Linked DNA regions of Homo sapiens: regions 1 and 3 are each linked to region 2. Evidence: chromatin loops called from intact Hi-C (ENCODE). Cell type or tissue: chondrocyte. All regions are shown on one strand.

What was found. A loop is a pair of places that touch in the nucleus more often than their neighbours do. Peaks named below come from ENCODE experiments on the same cell type or tissue, not always from the same donor. Only the 100,000 strongest peaks of a DNase experiment are listed, where the experiment ranks them.
Region 1: it touches region 2 in a loop (2.2-fold over the local background); 3 of 110 quality-filtered maps call a loop at or near these places.
Region 3: it touches region 2 in a loop (5-fold over the local background); 10 of 110 quality-filtered maps call a loop at or near these places.

What each region holds. Positions count from the first base shown.
Region 1 is chr10:28,117,821-28,125,820 of GRCh38, reverse strand. MPP7 (MAGUK p55 scaffold protein 7) reads left to right here. Exons shown (of 17, transcript NM_001318170.2): 7 at 730-811; 8 at 1,705-1,790; 9 at 5,153-5,227; 10 at 5,431-5,627; 11 at 6,106-6,170. Among named protein-coding and RNA genes, the nearest start is that of SNORD130, 48 kb to the right of the region's middle. RefSeq lists an enhancer at 5,427-6,626. In chondrocyte, no CTCF peak of the experiment used is centred here; no DNase peak of the experiment used is centred here.
Region 2 is chr10:27,738,962-27,746,961 of GRCh38, reverse strand. MKX (mohawk homeobox) reads left to right here and starts at 1,143. Exons shown (of 7, transcript NM_173576.3): 1 at 1,143-1,255; 2 at 3,465-3,734; 3 at 5,458-5,617. The coding sequence starts at 3,547. MKX-AS1 (MKX antisense RNA 1) reads right to left here and starts at 2,347. Exons shown (of 2, transcript NR_121652.1): 1 at 2,014-2,347. RefSeq lists enhancers at 1,062-1,652, 4,003-4,072 and silencers at 4,353-4,472, 4,543-4,762. In chondrocyte, CTCF peaks have their summits at 1,193, 2,308, 4,484 and 4,693; DNase peaks (open chromatin) are centred at 1,011, 1,601, 2,331, 3,581 and 4 weaker places.
Region 3 is chr10:27,554,840-27,562,839 of GRCh38, reverse strand. No RefSeq gene overlaps it. Among named protein-coding and RNA genes, the nearest start is that of LINC02680, 7.3 kb to the left of the region's middle. In chondrocyte, CTCF peaks have their summits at 4,104 (motif pointing left) and 4,361; no DNase peak of the experiment used is centred here.

The sequences.
Region 1 (8,000 bases), 380 kb before region 2:
TTTTGGCTTCTTTTTGAGACTGTTTCCTAATCTTATGCCAATACTTAGTTCTATTTGTACTAGTTACAATCCTAGTTCACTAAAACCATGGAGTAAGAGCTCTTTCTTCTAATCATTTGTCTTAGACTTAGGCAACAAATATAACTAATTTCTGGGTTTTAACTTTTTTCTTTTTCTTTATAATTATCGCCCAAGTTTTTTTTAATTTTTAAATTTTTATTTTTTTACTATGATAACTGAGGGTGATAGAAGGATCACTGAACTAACTAAAAGTCAAATGATCTGGGTTTTAGTTTTTTAACATATAGAATCTTTTGTCTATTAGTGTAATTGTCACTATTCCACTTTCTTGATGCGGTACTATAAGGATGAAATGAATGAAGAATTGCTTTAAAAGGATAAAAACCAAACAGCATTGAAATACAAGGTATTTTTATAATGGAAAGAAGGTATGTTTATTTTACACAGTTTTGAAGAGGTTGAAGATTTCAAAAATCCTTAAATTGGGCTGAAACCCTTTGATGCTATGTAGATAGAATTTCCTCTATTTAGTCATGAGAATAGACATTCTAAGACAAATGGCATGATGTCTATTTTTCCTGCCTCATTTCTTTTTTTTCGTTTTTGTAGTTGTTTTCTCTTTTTTCAGATGAATGTCCTTATTTCCTCCTTTTCTAACACCTAGTACACACATTTACCCACAAATGCTTTTTGTTTTTGTCTTAAAAGGGAGCTACCATTAAGAAGGATGAACAGACCGGGGCGATCATTGTGGCCAGAATCATGAGAGGAGGAGCTGCAGATAGAAGTGGTGAGACTTTAAATGTTAACCAAGTACAGACTAATCACGTGTTTCGTGTGTAGCATTTCCAGTAGATAACTAAGAGGATAACCATCTTTGGATCTAATACAGCAGAACAAGTAATAAGATATTTTTCTCTGTGTTGAAATGTGAGAGCCTATTTAAATAAATGATAGATAAACATTACTCTATGGTCTTCTTGTACACAAGCATCCAAAGCTATCTTAAAACTTGTGGGCCGGGCGTGGTGGCTCACGCCTGTAATCCCAGCACTTTTGGAGGCCAAGGCGGGTGGATCACGAGGTCAGGAGATCAATACCATCCTGGCTAACACGGTGAAACCCTGTCTCTACTAAAAATACAAAAAAAAAAAAAATTAGTCAAGTGTGGTGGCGGGCACCTGTAGTATCAGCTACTTGCAAGGCTGAGGCAGGAGAATGGTGTGAACCTGGGAGGCGGAGGTTGCGGTGAGCCGAGATTGTGCCACTGCACTCCAGCCTGGGTGACAGAGCGAGACTCCGTCTCAAAAAAAAAAAAAAAAAAAAAAAAAAATCTTGTTTCTTCTGTATTTCTCAATTGAAAAGTACTGCTAAGAGCATGCAGCCTTTAAGATAAATAAAAATTATTTTATTAGTATATTAGTATAAGATATCAGTAATGTGCATTTCTAGACAAAGACCAAGCTCCTGTTACCATTTCTTGGCCAGCATTACTATGTTGTGGTTTTTGAGTCACTGCTATGGAGAGGCATAGAGGCTGAAACCTGAGATGTGTGAAGGTCTCCTTTCCATTCGTTAAGTGTATTAAGGGAACCTAACAATGCTTTACTTATGGAAACAGCTGCAAATTACAGTTTTGGTTGTGGGTAACACTGCTAATTTACCAAATCTCCTATTTCTCAGGTCTTATTCATGTTGGTGATGAACTTAGGGAAGTCAACGGGATACCAGTGGAGGATAAAAGGCCTGAGGAAATAATACAGATTTTGGTAAGCTGTAAATTTCTTTTAAAGGTACAATAAAAATAAAATCGAATCACTGTATTTCAGACTTTTAGACTTGGTTTGACATAGACAGGATTTGTATTAAGCAGTGCAGGGTTCGAACACTTAATCCCTGTGTGTTCTTGGAAAATATCTTAATCTATTCATGCCTCAGTGTTTTCATTTGCAAAATGAGAATAAGAGGTAACTATCCATCTGGAGTGTTTTGAGGATTAAATGAGATAGTATATATAAAGAGTTTTAGGGCCGAGTGTGGTGGCTTATATCTGTAATCCCAGCACTTTGGGAGGCTGAGACAGGTGGATCACCTGAGGTCAGGAGCTTAAGACCAGCCTGGCCAACATGGTGAAACCCGTCTCTACTAAAAATACAAAACAAAATTAGCTGCACGTGGTGGCAGTCACCTGTAGTCCTAGCTACTTGGGAGGCTGAGGCAGGAGAATCGCTTGAACCCAGGAGATGGAGGTTGCAGTGAGTCGAGATCACACCACTGCACTCCAGCCTGGGCGTCATAGCAAGACTTTGTCTCAAAAAAAAAAAAAAAAAAAAAAAAGAATTTAGTACCTGTCCCTGTCCCAAGTCTATACTTAGCAGATGGCATCTACACTGTGGCTGGTGATGCATTTATCTTTGTCTTCCTCCCATTGACACAGTCACATTCCATGCTATAGATCATAGCAATACAAATTAGTCAAACTAATTTAGATGTCTTTTGAAATCTGACACTTGAATAAAATTATTTTATGCCTTGGAAATATTAATTCTAAAGTTCATTTGTAAGATAAAAGGAAGGGAAACTCTCTTTTATATGTGAAAACATACTGGAAACCTATACCAACTAGAAGAGGTTTGAGTGTGTCTCAAAAACAGATCTCTGTATATATGAAAATTTAGTATATGGTTAAGGTGGCATTTTAAATCAGTGGGAAAACAGTGGAACATTTCATAGATGGTATCAGGTTAATGGCGCAGAAAAAATAAGGTCAATCCTTGTTTTACACAATACATAAAAATAAATTCCCAACAAATTAAATAAGTGCAAAAAAAACAAAAATTGCACAATAAAAGGTAATATACAATTTCTATAATTATAAGGTAGAAAAAGACTTTTTAACCTTGATATGAAAGTCAAATAGAAAAATAACAGATGTGTCTACTAGAATTCAAAACTTTCTTTATAGAAAAAAGGTGCCATAAAGAAACATCAAAGACAAATGAGATTGTATGAAAAATATTTTCAGTATATATAATAAAAGGCTAATGTTTCAAAATATATAGAGATGATAAAAATCAATAAGAAAAACATTTACAGAAAAATCAGCAGTGCATATGGACAAATACTTTACAAAAGAAAACATAGATGTCTGGAGACACGAAGGTGATGCCAAGCCCAGGGCAGGCTTGATCCCCTCAAAGCATTTTCAGGATATGAGATTGGAAAGCTTGATAATGCCTAGAGTTGGTCAGGGTATAGGAAAATAGGTATATTTATATGATTTGGGGATGGGATAAATTATTAGTAGAACTTTTTGAGATCTGAAACTATCAAAATTTTAAATGTGCATACCCTTTAGTTGGAAATTAATCCTCAAGCAATAATTTGGTAAATGTGTATAAACAAAATTTTTCAAAAATATTCGGAAACTACCAAGAAAGTTGCGTTGATCAAATAATCATTCATCCATATGCTAGATTATTGTGAGGCAATCACGAGAGATAGACCTATATGGCTCAGCAGTAATAGTAATAACAATTGAGTCCTTATTAAATGACACTGTTGTAAGGACCATAGATCCATTTAAAAAAAAACACACAGACACAAACTAGAAAAATAAGAGGAGATTATAGAAAAGACTTTTGTTTTCTCTCTACCAATGTAATTCAGTATTACAGTATGAGAATTCTTTATAAGATTTGTGAGCGCCTTCTACAATAAGCAATAGCAATGATATTACCATTTTGAAATAAATCAACCCTTTATAAAATTCTATTATTTAAACTATCAGAATCCCATTTTACTTAACTTGCTGTGTTGCACTAGAGCTGCCTTCTTAAGGCTCGGCCCAGAGCTGACTGTGTGATGCACCATTTCCCAACTCAGCTTTCAGCAACTTCATGCTGGTGAATTGAAATTGACTATAGTGAAAGTATTTATACCATGGAAATTGACAGACAGTACACATCAGAGCCTTTTTTTTTTTTTAAATAAATGGAGTCCTGGTTTACCAGTGCACCACAGATAGTGAGACTCAGAGATATGTCTTGCCCTACCCCCCTTCCTTTCATATCTTTCAAATGTGCCAAGTATTTAGTGCTTTTATGGAGCTTACAAATTAGCAGGAGTAACATATCTTATGAAATAATGGCATAAATAATTAAATATGGCTACAATACATGGTAAAAAGAGAGAGACAGAGAATGACATGAGACTATATTTAAAGAGAAATCCTATCTGAGATAACAAAAACTTGTGGGTGCTGGTACTTATTTTAATGAAGTTAGAATAGATACTCAGTCTTTTCATCTTTCAATTAATCTATTACGTTGGATATTTTACTCGCTCACCAGAATACAATAGATATGAATGTTCTTTATTTTTTTTTTCTGATGGGCATTGCCACTAATTGAATCATGTATTTGTAACTGCACTACTGACATTATAGGTGTTTTGTCCCCCAAAACATGGATGCTGATACTTAAATGTAACTGTATGAACCTTGTACATTATTCTTTAAAAAAAAAAAAAAAAGCTTCTTGCTCTGTCACCTAGGCTGGAGTGCAGTGGTGCGATCACAGCTCACCGCAGCCTTGAACTCCTGGGCTCAAGAGGCCTTAGCTTCATCACCACGCTTGGCTAATTTTTAAAATTTTTTTTGTAGAGACAGGGGTTTTGCTATATTGCTGGTCTTGAACTCCTGGGCTTGGGTGATCCTGCCACCTTGCCTCCCAAAACACTGGAATTACAGACACGAGCCACTGCACCCAGACCTTTATACATTATCTGTTCTAGTCATTGAATACTGTGTTTATTTAAGGTGTTGTGCATATTTTGTGTGTTTCTATTTCGAAGAAACTTGGATGGGAATGTATTTACTTGACAGCTTAAAAGTACACAGGAAGTAAAAGTGGATTTAGGAGTTAATGTTTTTTAACTTATTCTACAAACTTCAGAGCTTTCTTTCTCACATTACAGGAATTTCTACAAAAATAGTTTCCTCCGTTTAGTCTATCTAAGAGTAGAAGCCCCAAGCTTGTAAATTTTCAGATGCATTTCACTTTCTACCTATTTTACCTTATTCTTCCTTGGGTCTGGTTTTCTTATAACTCCTTGTTTTATCTGTTACCAGGCTCAGTCTCAGGGAGCAATTACATTTAAGATTATACCCGGCAGCAAAGAGGAGACACCATCAAAAGAAGGCAAGGTAATTATTGCTTAAAAACATTTCTTCGTGCGTGGGAGGGAAGTCATGTTTTTCCATCCAACACATATCCACTTTGTCACAACACATTTCTTTCAATATTCCAGTTTTAAAATTACTATGTTTGGAGTCGGAGTTAGGAGAATATAGGCCATTTCACATTTATTTTTTATCTTTATTCATCTTTAATGAAACTTTTCTTCCAGATGTTTATCAAAGCCCTCTTTGACTATAATCCTAATGAGGATAAGGCAATTCCATGTAAGGAAGCTGGGCTTTCTTTCAAAAAGGGAGATATTCTTCAGATTATGAGCCAAGATGATGCAACTTGGTGGCAAGCGAAACACGAAGCTGATGCCAACCCCAGGGCAGGCTTGATCCCCTCAAAGCATTTCCAGGAAAGGTGAGCTGCTGGTACATAATAATGGCTTTTCTCCAGCTGACCTTTTGTTCTCTGCAAAATATCATTCTGGCATTGATGTGATAAAATATGCTATAAAACCTTGCCTTAGAATTTTTTATCCTGTGGGTTTGGATTTCTGTTTTGTCTAACTAAGTATGATGAATGACCAAAAATAATATGACAGTACTGGGTCATATTAGATTTTTGTTATGAAGCAAATGGAAAATAGCACATTAATATCTTGAAACCATGTTGATATGAAAGGTGGAAAAAAAAAAGACCAGTGGTTTTGGAGGGAGGGAAGATAATTTACAAAAATTTGAAAGTGGGCGATTTGTTTCTTAATTTGAATCTATTGCATTACATTCATTTTTTTCTCTAACCTTTAAGTTTTTTCTTAAGACTAAATATTTTGATATTGTATTCACCTCGGACCTGTGCTGAAAATTGATAGGTATGTTGACCTTCTTTCTCCCAGGAGATTGGCTTTGAGACGACCAGAAATATTGGTTCAGCCCCTGAAAGTTTCCAACAGGAAATCATGTAAGTTTGTTAATAAGAATGCAGAGAAACCAAACCCTGATGTTTATTTTTGACTATTAAAGCAGGTGCTCATGGCAGAACAAAGGGTCCTATTACCCTAGCAATAACTTTGGGATCATCAGTTCTCAGGAACAAACAAATATGAGATTCATATTTGGAATATTAACATGAATCTTTTGAGGAAAGGGGTGGTTGAGGTTGTTAATAATAAATCCATGACTCACTCTTTAAGAAAGTGACTACTACTACTACTGTCTTTGATTTCCAAATATAGTTATTTTATTAAATGTCACCTAAAATACAGCTCTTCCTTCTTCAAAGCCAGGAAGTTTGGGTTAGGTATTTCTTGGTAAAGATTAGGGAGAAAAAAAATCTACCATTTTCTTGGGTACAAAAGCAATTGTGCTCAAGACCAATTGTTCTTAATTCCTTTCTTATCCCCAGATCATAATACTTCTGACCTTTAGCCTATCCCTTTGGAGTTATTACCAGACTAGATTAAAAGAAAATGAGAGAAAGACAAAGGATGGCTACCGTATGACTACTGAAAAACTTAGTGTGCATTTAAATACTTTTTTTTCTCTTTCAGCCTAATCTTCTGTCAGCTTTTCTTTATTTCCCACCACCCAGCTCTTCAAGTCTGCATCCCATAAATTCCCTGTTCCACCTCGCCTAGATGTTTCATGGTTCTAGGTATTTTAAGAGGAAAAAACCAACCCTTTGTTTTTAGCATAGAAACTGTACATTAAACAGCGAAATGACCAAATAAATGGCCCTGGAATTTTACACCAACATCTGTTTTTAGTATTGTTGCATTTTTCACATCTCCTGTGATTTCTGTCAGTTTGCAGAAGCATATAGCCCAGGAATCACATTAGAAGGGAGCCAAACTGTAGTCGAGTATAAATCTCACAAGCAGGCAAATGCTTAAAGTGGAGCACTCATTCAAAAGCCTGCTTGTCCTTGCTACATTAAGTCTAGGCACAAGGAAAAAAACCCTTGTCACAGAATGCTACAAGTCTTCTGACATCAGAAAACTTAAAGCTTTCGTGAGAATATTGCACTGTTCTTAAGCGTGATGACTTTTCACTGGCCAACTCACTAACAGAAAGGAGCTTTGAGGCTCCTTGCCTGACTGGCTCTCAAAGGGATTTTTAAATAGGAGGCTTACACATTTCTAATATATTTGGCATATGTGGGATAAGATAATGTGTCACTTAAAGATGAAATAAATGTAATTATACTCGAATCTGGATCCATACTCAACTCTTTTTCAGTCCTAGGCAACTTAGAAATGTACAGTTTGATATTATTATAAATTTTCATTGATTGAAAATTTTTGATAAGTGTATATGTATTTCTTTAAAAGAACTATACAAAAGGGATATTTTGCTTTTTAATAGCTCTTTCAAACTGGTTTCTATATAGATGCATAGGAAGGTGAGGTGTGTGTGGGGGTATGTGTGTTTGTTTGTGTGTGTATGTAGAAGTATTAATTGTAACGGAGTCCTTTTGTATGTTGATTTGCATGATTTCTTTTTTATGTTAATACTTCAATATTTGGATCTGATAAATATTTATTCTAGCATTTATCTTTACTGAAATGTCCTCATTTGACTAATTTTGTTTTTTTTTGTTTTTGTTTTTGCTTTTTCTGCCTCTTGAATACCATTCAGAAATGTTTGCTGGTCCTCCTCTCTTTCTTTCTCCTCTCTCTCTGTCTCTCTTATTAAACTAGAGTTTGATTCACTGAGAGATGCATTGTTTGTTTTTATATATGTTATTTATTTTCAAATAAATCTGGTCAAAATTATCCTTATTAAATCATAA
Region 2 (8,000 bases):
AAGATGCTAAGGTGGGCCACTGCCCCGGCTCTGGCCAGCCGCATTTAGAGGGGAAAAGGACAAATGGCGCTATTTCTTTAAGCTTGGTGGGGGGAAATCTAAGTTTGTTCTTTAAAAAGGGCGAAAGTTCGCTAGGACCACAGGGCCTTCGGCGAGAGCGCAGGCAGCTTCGTGTTGGCACCTTGGGGATCTTCTGGGCTGCCAGAAGCTCTGAGCTTGCAGTTGCACCTAAACCGCCGCTTTCGCTACTTATATTTGCGGTAATGTTAGGAAGCAAAGTATCATCAATCAGAGAATCTGGTAGCCATTCTCTCTCTTTGCCCTGTGTCCCAGCTTGTGATTCTTCTAAGTTCCATCTCCTTTGCTGCGTGCAGATCCTTGGCTTTGGGCGCGCTTCCTCTTCTGCACTTGGGCCACCGCGGGTTGGCCACCTGGGCTGAACTCATCCCATCCTTGCTTTCCCCCATCCCTATACCCAGCGGCGAGGGCAGCCTCACCAGCCCTTGCCCCGGAGGTGAATGTGTGCCTGGCTTTGACTGAGACAACTAGGACCCCAGAAGCCCAGTGACATCAGAAAAGAGGCTCCTGGGCACTAGCACTTCCCGCAATACGCTCCAGGGCTGTAGGTGCAAAACGGAGCTCTAACTTCCCTCCAGCTAATCGAGAGGAAAATACAGGGCGCGTCACAGTGGCCTCTCCCGCCTAGCCACGCGCAGTGAAATTTCCGGCAATCGGGCCAGCTAAGACACGGGATTTGCACCGCAGCCTCTCAGCTTCTGGAGCCGGAGCCGAGCGCTCCCGGCAGCTTCTCCAATTTCTCTCCTAAAGTGCGAAGGGAAAAGCCCCGTCTGCTCCACGACTGCAAGGCCGGCGGATCTGGGAGCCGCGCCCGGCTCCGGAGGACTCGGCGGGCCCGGGGCTCCCCGGCAGCGGCTCCTCTGCTAGGGGTTAACAGCAGCCCCCGCGGCCGGGCGGGCGCGGACGCTTCCTCTCCACCCGCCCGGGAACGTGGATACCGCGCCCGCAGGATGTTCGCCGGCTGGGACCGGCAGTCAGGAAACATGAGAAGGCCTCGCTATTCCTGTTCCCGGGCGGCGCGCGCCGGGCTGGGTAAATAAAGCCGAGACGACGGCGGTGGCGGTGGTGAGCGCGCTGGAGCCCGCGTGGAGAACATGCGGCGGGGATGGGAGTGCGCCTAGTCTCGAGGCGGGAGAGCCAGCCGCCCTGCAGCCGGCCGTCGGCCCCGCAGCCACAGGTACAGCCCCCGCGTCGCCGAGTCTCAGCCGGCTGCGGCGGAACGCCAGGCTCGCTCTGGCCCCTGCGCCCTGGGCGCCGGTGCTCTCCCGCCCTTCCCCCAACTTCCCTCCAAGGTCTGGTGGAGAGGCGCTCGGGTAGCGGCCAAGGCTGGCCCAAGGGTCTGCGCGGAGCTTGGGAGCCCACCTGGCCGCGCCTCCTTTGCTTTAAAATTATTCGCCGGCGTTGGGGGAGGGGGACACTTCTGCAGGGAGTGACCTCCCCGGCCACAGTCTGGAGTGAATCGGGGTAAGTGATTTGAGAAGAGGCGCGGGTGGCCGCGCGCGGGAGTCCTGGGAGGGTCAGCAAGTGTGGTTCACACGCCCCCGGACCCCTTGCGACAGGACAGCGCTCGGACCTTTGCCATCGCTTGCCTCTGAGCCTGCTGCCTGCAGACCTACAGCGCGCCGGGTGTCTGTGTCTGCGATCTCTGCGTGGGCTTGGGGCTGCCGGGGAAGTGTCCGAGGTGGCTAACCTCGTGATGACTTCGCTAGGAAAAACACGTCGTCGCATCTAGGAGGACGCGCTGGGGTGGCTCGGAGAAGGCCGGGCCGGGGAAGGGTGTCTTGTACAAATAAAGCAGCATGAACACACATCCCTAAGGGCATGATTTTAAAAGAAAACACCAACGCGAGTCTTGACTGTAGAACAGGGGCTGCAAGCACGAAAATTCTCTTTGACACTTATCACCGAGGCTATGTGCACACCCCAGGCACGTACCTGTCTGCGCGGGAGGACGCAGTCCTAGGGGACACACGACATCCAGCAGAGGTCTGACTTCACTTCCCTACGAACACAGACCGTAGCCGTCGTTTGATCGCGGTGGTCACGCGTGGTCCTAAATGTCACGCGTGGCCTCTGCTGCGGTGGCCGAAGGGCGGGGCGGGGGCGTTGGCGAGTGTGGGCGCTTGGCGAGGCAAAGGGTGTGTGTGTGTGTGTGTGTGTGTGTGTGTGTGTATGCGCGCGCGCGTGTGTTAGTGGAGTAGCAGCCCATGCCGCGGCTGGACGGGCAAAGGGGGCGCTGGCAGCGAAGCTGAGGCCGCTCGGAGGAAACGGGAGCTGTCCCGAGGCGCGAGGCGAGGAGATGGGGCGGGCGAAGTCCGCCGCGCGCCTTGGGGCTGTAACTCTGCGGCTCCGCGGCCGCGCGGACTTGCTCCTGACGCCGGTGCGCGGCAGGCAGAGGCTCAGGGCCTCCGCGACCCCAGAGGTGAGCTGCTGGCTCTCCCCGACAGTGGCAGCAGTGGCCCGGGAGGTGCGCCGACCAAGCTGCCTCCTGCCTTGGGCTTCTGACACCTTTACAGCCTCTGAAAGGGTCCCCGGAGACCCCAGAGAGAGGCGGGTGTCGAGGGGCTACGAGCTCGCGGCTGACACCCGCGCTGCGGAAGAGAATGGCACTGATTGAGGGCTCTGGGGACCTGGGTCCTGGCGCCTTGGACCTTAGGACCATGCACTTCCCGGGGCGCGTTGGGGGATGATAGGAAGATTCTGGGAGAGAAGGGGGAGAAGTGGTGCTTTCGTCCTGACGCCACTTAACTTTTTCCTGTCCTTGAACCCAACCTCACCCCGGGGGACCTTGGCGGACAGAAGATGCGGGGGTTTCAACCAAACCATCCACGATCTAGAAAACACGAAAATCCCCCAAATCCCGGTATGGCCTGGGACTCATGAGCTGGGGGGTCTTGTGGATACGGTTGGCACATTACCCCAAATCTTCCCTTCCATCCAACCCCTCCTGACGCCCCGAGTTGGGGTTCCTAGAGGCTTTAGTCTTCTGCTGTGATTGAAGAACCACGCGCGGCCTCACGCCGGTCGCGCTCCGCAGTCCGGAGTATGCCTCTCCCAGATTCAAACTGAAACCCAGAGGCTCGTTTGGGAATTCGTTTCCTTTGCCTCTGCGGGTGAATGATTCCCGGTTGTAGTTCTGGGGAGTGAAGGGATTGGGGGGATCGATCGCCCAGGCAAGGAAGAGGGCAGGTACCTGTCCGGGGAACCTGCAGGGGCGGGGGCGTGTAGCCAACTGGGGAGAGCCGCAGGGTCCCTGCCAGTTGCGGCGGCGCCGCTCCTCCCCTCGGCTCCGCAGCCCGGCGACCCGGCCAAGTTCAAGGCCCTGAACCTGCAGGGGTCTGAGCACTCTCAGCCAGTAAGTAACGAGATGCACCTTCCTCTCCTAGAAGCCGAGCCCCGCTGCGGAGCTCCCGGCGGCCCAGCCCCGAGGCTCTGCGGCCGCGCCGCGCGTCCCTACCAACCGACACCATGAACACCATCGTCTTCAACAAGCTCAGCGGTGCGGTGCTGTTTGAGGACGGAGGCGCCTCGGAGCGGGAGCGGGGTGGCCGGCCCTACAGCGGTGTCCTGGACAGTCCTCACGCCCGCCCCGAGGTGGGCATTCCCGACGGCCCGCCCCTCAAGGACAACCTCGGCCTGAGACACCGGAGGACCGGGTATGCGCACTCCCCTGGGGGCCCTGCCCGCCTGCGGCCCGGAGGGGTGGGGGTGGTGAGCTGTGACGGGGTCCCGTGGCAACGCGGGCGGGTGGACGGGAAAGGGCCCGGAGTTCCCTGGGAGTGCAGGTCTGCCCCTCCAGGGCTCGCGCATTCTCATGTTAAGGGGCTCCTATCTTAAAACATGAGGGATCAATTCGTCGGGGCAGCTCCAAAGAGCTTGGTGGAGACTAAGGGCGCCAGGAGCTGCCCCTCGGCCCTCCGCTGCCTGGACCTCGGAGTTGGGGGTTATTTGCCCCTCTCCGGACTGTGGGTGCCGGTGCGCGGCTGAGGGCGAGGAAAAAGGACTGAGCTCGGTGCAGAGAAACAGGCGAAGCCGAGCAGTCGGGGAGTCCAGGCTCAGGCTCCGCGGACTTCTCTTCGGTCACTCGAGCCCCTCGCCAGAGCCCCGCGGCTCGCCTGGCCCAAGGAGTCGGGAAGGTCGCCTCCCGCCAGGGAGTCCCGGGCGTGAGCGCGGCTCGGCTGGGCCCGCGGCGAACCCGGAGGGGGAGGCCCCGGGCCTGCGGGGCCGGGTTTGAGTTTAGCGGGGTGAGGGGTATGCTGGGGGGGGCGGTAGCTTGCGGGTGGGCCAGCTGCTCAGACTGCCGGTGAGTGGAGGGCAGGCTCTGCCTGGCCCGATCCGGCGGCTCCCCGGGCGCCCCGCCGGGGAGGGGCGGCCGTCCTAGCCGCCTCCACCTGAACGATTGCATCAGCTGCTTGTTCTGCGGCGTCGCTGCTTAGTAAAACAGAGATTCGGTTTCGTCAAAATGTTACTACCAGTCGTTTCGGGTGGAATTGCATTTCAAAGTGTTTAAAGAGGCAGAAACCCAGGAGGCTCCGGCGCAGGCGCGCAAGCCTCGGGGAGCGGCTGGGCTCGCTGGCGGCCGCGCGCGACACCTCCCGGACCCGTGAGGGAGCGCAGCGCCCCAGGCCACGCTCCAGGCTCCTGGCTGCCTCTGCCTCCTCCCCCTTTGAATGTGCTTTTCCTGAGGTCTTTTTACCTTACATGATGGGACAGAGCTTGCCGTACTTTTAACCCTCCCTTAGTCGGGAAACGGCCCGACGGTGTTTTTGGGTTCTGCAGCTTTCCTCCACAAACCACCAACTCCTTTAGAAAGTTTCCCCCTTTTCCTAAAAGATCAAAGGAAATAGCTTAAAGAGAGCCGGGGCGGCAATGCTCCTTTGCTTTATTCCCTATGTCCAGTCGGCGACCTTTCCCCTGACCACAAGCGACGGAAAGCCTCTGGGAGCAGACAAGAGATCCCCGAGGGAAGTTTCGAGAGCCAGCCGCATACCCTGCCAGGCCTGCCAGGCCAGGGCCACTCGAGGGTGCGGCGCCAGCGGGTGAGGGAAGGGTAGCAGTTAGCCCCGCTGCCCAGATACGCGACTGGAATAGCAGTATTCTTCAAATCACTTGACCTTCGTCTTCTAAACCTCTAACCTTGGGGTATTGGGTTCAAGGTATCCCCCTATTCAAGATAAACCTATCGAAATGATCTCCCCATCCAGAAACTGTGTGGCTCCCACTTCCTGCCTCTCCCAAACACTCTGGGCGCGCGCAAAGCAGGGGCGCAAGGCAGGAATGCGCAGTTTGGATGCGGGGCCCGGGCTTGGCCGGGGCGTGGAGCGTCCGGGCGGGCAAACGCGTCGCTCACCAGGGCCGCCTCCTCTCCCCATGTCCCAGCGCCCGGCAGAATGGCGGGAAGGTGAGGCACAAGCGGCAGGCCCTGCAAGACATGGCGCGACCCCTCAAGCAGTGGCTTTACAAGCACCGTGACAACCCGTACCCCACCAAGACCGAGAAGATACTCTTGGCCCTCGGCTCGCAGATGACGCTAGTGCAGGTAATCAGGACCCATTAACACCCTGATCCGTTTTCCCGCGAGGGGCTGAAGAGCGGGAACGCTTAGAGTTCGTGTGGCTCTCCACGTGGCGCTTCTACCTGGAGAGGGATGGAGCCGAGCTGTGGGAGTTTCTGAATTACCTCTCACCCTCATCCCTCAGTTCAGTGCAGATGCTCCGTGCAGGAAAGAATGCAGGATGCGCTGTCAGGTAGGGAAGTGAAAAGTAAACTGCAGACTTACGAGAAGGTTCAACATTAGTGAGCATCAGAATCGCCTGGAGAGCTTAAAACACGAATCGCTAGGCCCCACCTCCGAGTTTCGGATTCAGCAGGTCTGGGGTGAGACCATCATTTGCATCTCTTACAAGGCCCCAGGTGTTACTGAAGCAGAGGCTAGGGAGGAACCCCACTTTGAGAACCACGCAGTGTGACGCTCCATATTAAGGCCCAGTATTAAAGCTCAGGTACAGAGTAACTTTCAAAATTACCATTACTGACAGCTAGGAGTAGGGGATAGAAAGACAAGAAATGATGTTTGGATCAACAACCCCCCACACACACTTATTTATTATTATTTTTTAATAGGAAGCATCCTAAACATTAGCTGCAATCCACAGCATTTTGCTCCTGATGCTTTTCTGCTGGGCTTAAGGAGAGGAGGCAGATTTCAGATGGTTGGGTTACTTTGCCAAGTGTAGAGAAATGGTGCAAAGTTTGTGTGTTCTCTGGTGAACAACGTTACTTTACATTTGACTAGCTTTTCAAAACTGAATCTTACTGTTCACAAAACCACGATGTTGTAGGCAGTTACTATCAGAATTTTACACTTGACATAATCAAGACTTGGGGCAGTTGTGTCAGTAAAAGACAGGCCTGGAAATAAATAATTCCAGACCAAATGCTCTTCCCGTCATGTCACAATTTTTTAAAATAAATACGGTGGCTTGAACTTTTTTACATGCAAATAGGCAAATTTATTCAGAAAGAAGAGGAGGAGGGGCTACATCAGGTGAAAAGTTTTGCACATTGCGGTAGCATTACCTGATTGTGAAAATTTGGCCATTCCGCTAAATTTACAGTAAGCAGGAACTCCAAAAAGGAAAAAGGAACTAGTGGATAAAATAAAGATTGCTTTCCAGAGTATTTAAAATTTCCCTTTAGGAATTACTGGAAAGTTTGACAAGGCATGAAAGTTGACTTATTGTCAGGCTATCAATACTAGAATACGTAATTTCTGCTTATTTTCAGAATATAATTATATACAAAAACATCTGTTTTCTTTCATATTATCAGGCAATGGTATTAATAGTGATTTGCTGCAGCAGTGGAGGGGAAAATTAATTTAGTGTTCTTGGCTTAATATCTGTTTAACATAAAACTATGAATCTTTTAGCAATGTACCAAAGTAGTTTTGAAATAAATTATTCCAGTCAGAAAAACCTGACTTATGAAAATAAATAACCTATGTTAAAATTTCAGTTTAAATAAGTATGCTACTTATTTTTAAAATACACTAATTTATAGAGTTATCTGAATATTTCACAGTGATGTCAGCAATGAAACACTAGGTTATTTTGGCTGATTATAGAGCTTCATATTTAATAGAGACTATTCTTTCATACAGAAAACAAAAGAACATTGATGACATATTTTAGGACATTTTTAAATTATGAAGTAGCATTTGTCATTAGGAGAGCCATTTAAACTTTCTTATGTAGTGGTTTTTGTTGAGCTGCAATACAAGTAGTTATAATTTTAAATTATTTGCCACCTGTAATGATAGTTCAAATACAAATAAAAATGCTTTTTACATTTAGATCTTGGTAAGGCTATTACATTTTTAAAATATGCTTTACATGAAATTTTCATTCAAAACACTTTTTTTCTCTTACACTAGTGCTCAGAAAATAAAAATGCACAGAAATATGTAATTTTAAGTGGGGTAAGATAATTTTTATAATAATAAATGACAACTGTATAATGATTTCAAATTTTATTATTAATGAAGCTAGTTTCTGAAACTTTAAAGTGATAAATGGAAAAAATAAAAATGTATAGAATTACCAACGGATCTTATGGCTGATCCTATGGCTGATCATTGTTCAAATGCTATAGAAATACACTCTGTACTCTCAAAATATAAACAGCTTTATTGTGGAATAGTATAAAATGGTATGTGATTGGGGTTTGTATTATTGCAGGATATGGAACTTATCAAGGAGTAATGAGTAGATGTTAATGCTTCCTCCTCTAATAATGAAAGTCTCATATTCCTGTGATATGTCCACATACGATTTGTTAAAACTGCTATGTTCCTAGATTCTGTCTCCTCTGTTGACATAACTCTGTTTTTGCTTGGTATTGAGTGTGCCTGCTGATATATA
Region 3 (8,000 bases), 180 kb after region 2:
TCATGAAAAAGGTAAGGCTCTCCTCTCACTACTCCTTTTCAACATCATACTGGTAGTCCTAGTTAATACAATGAGACCAGAAAAGGAAATAAAATGTATACAGATTGAGAAAGAAGAAATAAAACTATGGTTGTTTTCAGATGACATGATTGTATATGTAGAAAATCTGAATGAATTGACAAAAAAAAAACCGCCTAGAACTAATAAGAAATTATAGCAAGGTTACAGGATACAGGCTAACATACAAATGTCAATCATGTCTCAGTGGTATAGTGGTGAGCAGAGCTGCCTTCCAAATATCAACCATTTTCCTATATAACAGCAAGGAACATGTGGAATTTGAAATTAAAAACACATTATTACTCACATTAGCACCACCAAAAATGAAATACTTAGCTGTAAATCTAACAAAATCTGTATAATATCTATATGAGAGAAACTACAGAATTCTGTGAAAGAAATCAAAGAACAAAATAAATGGAGAGATATTCCATGTTCATGGATACAAAAAAATTAATGGTTTCAAAATGTCAGTTTTTCTAACTTGATCTATAAATCTAATACAATTCCAAAATCCCAAAGGCAAAAGACCCAGAAGGGCCTTCTCAATATTGAAGAACAAAGTCAGAGGATGGCCACTATCTGACTTGAAGACTTTGATCTTTGACAAAAGAATAAAGGCAATACAATGAAGCAAAGAAAGTCTTTTCAAGAAATGTTGCTGGAACAATTGGAAATCCACATGCAAAAGAAAGTCAATCTAGATAGACATAACACCCCTAACTAACTTAACTGAAAATGGATTATAAACCTAAATGTAAAATGCAAAACTATAAAACTTCTAGAAGCTAATACAGGGGAAAACCTAGATGACCTTGGGATGGCGACGACTTTATAAATTCAATACCTAAGGCATGATCCATGAAAGAAATAATTGGTAAGCTGGACTTCATTAAAATTAAATTTTCTTCTCTGCAGAAGACAAGTCAATAGAATAAAAAGAAAAGCTACAGATTGGGAAATAATATTTGCAAAAGACATTATCAGATAAAGAACTGTTATTCAAAATACACAAAGAACTCTTAAAACTCAACAATAAGAAGGCAAATAACCCAACTAAAAAAGACTTTAACTGACGACTCACCAAAGAAGACACAAGAATGGTAAATAAGCATATAAAAAGATGCTCAACAACATATGTCACTAGAGAATTGCAAATTAAAACAACAACAAGCTAACACGACACATCTATTTGAATTGCCAAAACCCAAAATGCTGACAACATCATATGCTGGTGAGGATGTGAAGCAACTGGAATTAGCATTCATTGCTAGTGGGCATGCAAAAAGCCACTTTGTAAAAGCTTGGCAGTCTCAGGGATTCTCCCAAATGAATTGAGAACTTACATCCATGCAAAAACCTGTATGCACAAGTTCATGACAGCTTTATTTATGATTGCCAAAACTTGGAAGCAAATAAGATGTCCCTCAGTAGATGAGCAGAAATACAAATGGGTATAGACAGAGAATAAAATGTTCTTCAGTGCTAAAATAGAAGTGAATGATTTAAGTCACTAAAAGACATGGGGGAAACTTAGTGCATATTACTAAGTGAAATAAGCCAATCTGAAAATCCTACATATTGTAATGATTTCAATTATACAACATTCAGGAAAAGGCAAAACTATGGATATGATAAAAATATCAGTGATTGGCCAGGCATGGTGGCTCATGCCTATAATCCCAGCACTTTGGGAGGCCAAGGTGGGCGGATCATGAGGTCAGGAGATCGAAGGCATCCTGGCCAACCTGGTGAAACCCTGCCTCTACCAAAAAAAAAAAAAAAAACAAAAATTAGCCAGGCGTGGTGGGGTATGCCTGTAGTCCCAGCTACTCAGGACACTGAGGTAGGAGAATGGCTTGAACCTGGGAGGCGGAGGTTGTAGTGAGCCGAGATCTTGCCACTGCACTTCAGCCTGGTGACAGAGCAAGACTCTGTCTCAAAAAAATATATATATACATATATATATATATATATATATATATATATATATATATATATATATACACACACACACACACACACACACATATATATATATACACATATATATATATATATATATACACATATATATATATATATATATATATATATATATAATCAGTGATTGCCAGGTCTTAAAGGAGAGGGTGGGATGAATAGACACAGATAATTTTTTTTTTGAGATGGAGTTTCATTCTTGTTGCCCTGGCTGGACTGCAATGGCACAATCTCAGCTCACTGAAACCTCTGCCTCCTGGGTTCAAGCGATTCTCCTGCCTCAGCCTCCTGAGTAGCTGGGATTACAGGCCCCCACCACCATGCCCGGCTAATTTTGTATCTTTAGTAGAGACAGGGTTTCACCTTGTTGGTCAGGCTGGTTTCGAACTCCTGACCTCGGGTGATCTGCCTGCCTCAGCCTCCCAAAGTTCTGGGATTACAGGCGTGAGCCACCACGCCCAGCCCACAGAGAATTTTAGGGCAGTAAAACTACTCTGTATGATACCACAATGGTAGATACATGTCATTGAACACTTGTCAAAACTCACAGAATGTACAACACCGAGAGTGAACTCTAATGTAAACTATGGACTTTGTTGATAATCACGCATCTCTATAGGTTCATTGATGGTAACAAAGGCACTTCTCTGGTGTAGGTTGTTGATAATGGAGAGGCTGTGCATGTGTGATGGCAGAGGATATATGGGAATTCTGTTCTTCCTGATCAATTTTGCTGTAAACAAGAAACTACTCTAAAAACAGTCTATTTGTGAAAAAGTACAGAATGGAATTAATCACTCTAGGAGAAAAATTAAGAAAATAGAAACAACAACAATAAAAATGTAGACTATCACTAGAACCAAGATTTTTGAAGTGGTAAGTGTGATCAATAATGTTAGCAGAGGCCAGGCACGGTGGCTCATGCCTGTAATCCCAGCACTTTGGGAGGCGAGGCAGGCGGATCAGTAGGTCAAGAGATTGAGACCATCCTGGCCAACATGGTGAAACCCTGTCTCGACTAAAAACACAAAAATTAGCTGGGAGTGGTGGCGCACACCTGTAGTCCCAGCTACTCGGGAGGCTGAGGCAGGAGAACCGCTTGAACCCGGGAGGCAGAGGTGGCAGTGAGCTGAGATCGCGCCACTGCACTGCAGCCTGGTGAAAGAGCAAGACTCCGTCTCAAAAAAAAAAAAAAAAAAAGAATGTTAGCAGAAAAAGGGCTTCTGAACGTTCTAAAAATGACTTTAACATTACAGACATATACTTAGATCAAGTATGTCTATCATTACTCATCCAGAATAGCGTAATTTAAGCAAAGAAAGGCAGAGAAAGAGGGACAGTGCCAGGTTCTGATGAAGAATACAATGAAAGGATTGTCTTATAATTTGAAACATTTGGAGAAGGAAGCCTATTAGAATTAAATGTATTCAATATATTAGAGTCAAAATCATCAAACAATTTAGTTTTAAAAGTTTGATGGAAAATGAAGCGCAATTTTAAATTCTTTATTTTAACTGAGTGCTTCCAGAAAACAGTTTTCTCTCTCACAAAAGGAAACACAGTATAATCTCTAAAATGGTTTTAAAGGAAAAATATAAAAATATATAAATAAGTAATCTTAAAACCCTAAATTGGCTCAGTTTTATAAAACACTGGTAGCATCCTCATTTTATCTGTAATGCCTCTACTCAACCCCCTAAAACTTCTCTATAAAAAGATAAATGTATGCTATAGAAAGGAAGCAATTCTCTCCTCCAAAATTGCAAGATCGGTTATGCTTCCATGTCCTCCACCTCCAGCTAAGTCAATCTCTGTGGCTGCTAAACTATAATTTGGCCCCAGGACTGCTGTGAAATCTGTCTGTTGACCAGTATAAGCAGTCCATCTTACAACAGGAAGGCCCAGATATAATCAAAAGGTGATTTGTTGCTGAATTTTCTCAAAAAGAAAATAAAAGAAACAAAGTCACAGAGGAAACCTGGCCAAAGAAAGTACAGCCTGTGAAAATTCTCAGCTGGACAGTGCCTAAGGCGTCTTTGAACTTGACCTTCACCACAGGGTCTCTCATGTTACTGAGGAGCTGCTGCCACCTCATGGAGAACTGAGAGATCTCATTTTCCAAGCGCGTGGGTTTCTAATAGCCAAATGATCTTTGTCAAAATAAAGGTAATGCAATGAAGCAAAGAAAGTCTTTTCAACAAATGTTGCTGGAACAATTGGAAATTCACATGCAAAAGAAAACCAATCTAGATAGACAAAACAATCATTTTCTAGGTGCATGGATTCCGGAATCACTCATTTATATCTTGCCTTTTCTCTTTTGTTGGACTATTAAAAAGAAAGCATAACAACCACATGAATCTCACATAGACAAGCCCATTCTCGTTGGGCGCAATTCTCCTAATTCAATTTTTGATAACCATAGTATTATATAGCACATGCATATGAAATAAATATCATCTCATTTTGAGTGATTACTGCGTGGATTTAGATCTATCATCAGTCAAATTATGTTCCACAAACTGACTGCAGAGAAATAACCTAACACCGACAGGCTACAATTCTGCCCTGAATGTACACTTTACAAAGCTAATAGCTAAATTGCAAAATTTAGAGAATAACAAAATTTAAAAGGGTCTTGATGCTCCTTTTCCACCTTCCCTGCAACATCCTCACTGAAAATCAAAAGATCTTTCCTTCTTGTTTTTTGTATTATTGTCTCTCAACTTTTTTTTGTTTTGTTTGTTTGTTTGAGACGGTGTATCGCTCTGTCGCCCAGGCGGGAGTGCAGTGGCGCGATCTCAGGTCACCGCAACCTCCGCTTCCCGAGTTCAAGCGATTCTCCTGCCTCAGCCTCCGGAGTAGCTGGGACTACAGGCGCACGCCACTACGCCCGGCTAATTTTTGTATTTTTAGTAGAGACGGGGTTTCGCCATGTTGGCCAGGCTGGTCTCAAACTCCTGACCTCAAGGATCTGCCCGCGTCGGCCTCCCAAAGTGCAGGATTACAGGGGTGAGCCACCACGCTCCGCCGTCTCTCAACTTTCAAGTTCTATCTTAAGCCACGTGACCCGAGCAATAGAAATGGGCAAGTATTTCTAGCTTGGTGCAGTGTTTCATGCCTGTAATACCAACACTTGAGAAGTCCAAGGTGGGAGAATCCCTTAAGGCTGGGAGTTCAATATCATTCTGGGCAACATAGCAAGACCTCGGCTCTACAAAAAAAAAAAAAAAAAAAATGCGGGAGGTCAAGGCTGCAGTGAGCTATGATTGTGCCATTGCACTCCAGCCTGGCCGACAAAAGTGAGACCTTGTCTCAATTCTTCAAAATAATGAAGAAGAAGACATGGGCAAGCGCAAGAACTAAAATAAAATTATAAATTCATTTCCAAGGAGCTTTTATATCTTACTCGCAGAGAAAAACCGTGTTGGGTGTTTTTGTAGAAGTGCCATTGTGTGGATTTTGATCTAGAAAAAATTACCTCAAAGTGTAAAATGTAATTTTTATGAATGATATTCTTCACTGGAGACAGAATGGGATTTCTAATAATCGCATCTTCATCATTTGAAACTTGGTGAGTTTTGGCATTTCCATGGTTTTTGTTTGTTTGTTTTTAATGCTTTAAGCAGGTACTACTGTCCCCCAGGAAATTTGTAGATAAAAGCAAGTTATTTACAAATTTGTTCGCCTACTTTTGATCCCACCCCAGCTCTGTACTCTGGGCTCACACTTCAACAAATCTTAGTAAAGTTTAAAAACAAATCTGAATTTCCATATTTGTATTTCACATGTCCTTCAAATATTTAGAAAGTTGGAAGAGAAAATCTGAAAGTAAAATGTCTGCTTTCAATTTCTTCACCACGGTGAGTTTACATAGAAACTTAAGGAACCTCCAAAAATAAGTTATAAAATAATAGGTTATACCACATAAATGTGCATAGATGCGCACACACACACACAGACACACACAGTAGGACTTCAATGGGTGTTTATCATATTACTCTTTACAATGTATCTACGTAACCTATATTCTTTTATAAAGATGAAAATTTTATTAAAAATGAAATAAAAAAGACATGATTGTAAGATTATCGTATTAGACACAATTCAAGGCTGAAACTAATTAAACAAGGAAAAGAGGGAATATTATGTAGTGGCAAAAGATGCAATGATAAAGAATATACACATTGTATTTCTTCATGAACTAAATAACATAAAGCTAAAAATTCCAAAACTATAAGAATGTGATAAAATCATCTGTCATGATAATAACCTTAATACAACTCTTTCAGAATTTGACAAAGTACACAAAGTTACAATGTTATAGAAGATGTGAATAATCTGTGTTTTACTTAATACGCATATCTGTATAAAACGTTGTATTCCACAAATCCTATAAATTAAACTTCTTATATGTATGAAGTAGCTTTAAAAATCAGTCAAGGCCGGGCGCGGTGGCTCACACCTGGAATCCCAGCACTTTGGGAGACCGAGGCGGGTGGATCACCTGAGGTCAGGAGTTCGAGACCAGCCTGGCCAACATGGCAAAACCCCATCTCTACTAAAAATACAAAAATTAGCGGGGGGTGGTGGTGGGCACCTGTAGTCCCAGCTACTCAGAAGGCTGAGGCAGAAGAATTGCTTGAACCCGGGAGGTGGAGGTTATAGTGAGCTGAGATTGCACCACTGCACTCCAGCCTGGGTGACAGAGCGAGACTCCGTCCCACCCAAAAAAAAAAAAAAAAAAAATTCAGACAAAATTCCAACTCTATTTGTTAGCTTTGTGACCTTGGAAAAGTTCTTTAATCTTTCTAAATTCCTGTTTCCGTCTCTGTAAAATAAAAACTGTCACACTTACTCACTGGACTTTTGCGAAGGTTTAAATGATTAATAGGAGTAAAAGCCAAGCATGGGACCTAGCACTTACAAAACAGTAAATAACAGTGTTTTTTCTTTCTGTTATCGTATTTCTTCCTGGTCGTCATCTTCTCCAACTTGAATGCTAAGTACTTTTCACTCCTTCTTCATATCACACCTCTCTATTACTTCGAAAAATTTTAGATGCCACAAACTGGGCTACCCAACATACTCCAACATCATTGCAGCTTCGAATCAGAGTCAGGCGGTTTTATAGACCAGCATGTCCAATGAACTGGTCTTGCCCTTAGCCGCGCTGTATTATCCAACTATAAGTCTAAAATAAGTAATCACAAAATATTAACAAGCCAGTCAGAAAAAAAAAAACAAACTGAATTCTTGGCCACGAAGAAAACCTTAATGAATTTCAAAAAATAGAGAGATTTTGTCTCACGTTTTCTAACCATAATTGGATTATAAACTAGAAGTTTACAACAAGAAGGAAAATAATAGCCTAAAGGCAGAATAATATGAAATTAAGGCATACTCTTCAAAATAGTTCCTATCCAAAGAGGTACTTAAAACTGATATTACAGTCTGGGCAAGATGGCTCATGTTTGGAATCCCAGCACTTTGGGAGGTCAAGGCAGGAGGATTGCTTAGGACCAGGAGTTTGAAACCAGCCTGGACAACATGGTGAAACCTCATCTCTACAAAAAATTAAAAATTAGCCAGGTGTGGTGGCACAAGACTGTAAGCCCAGCTATTCGGGAGGCTGAGATGGGAGATCACTTGAGCCCGGAAGGTAGAGGCTGTAGTGAGCCATAATTGTGCCATTGCATTCAGCCTAAACAACAGAGTGAGACCCTGTCTCAAAAAAACAAAAAACAAAAAAACACCGATATTACGAATAAAAAGAATACTTGATATAAAAATATCTAGGCATAGGTAAACTCTATACTACAGTAGGAAATATCTTAAATGCTTCTATTACTAAAAAGAAAAACTAACAATAAATGAAGTAAGCCAACTAATGAACTTTCTAAAAATTACGATAAATCAAAAGAAAATCATAGAGAATGAAAAATCAAGGATATTGA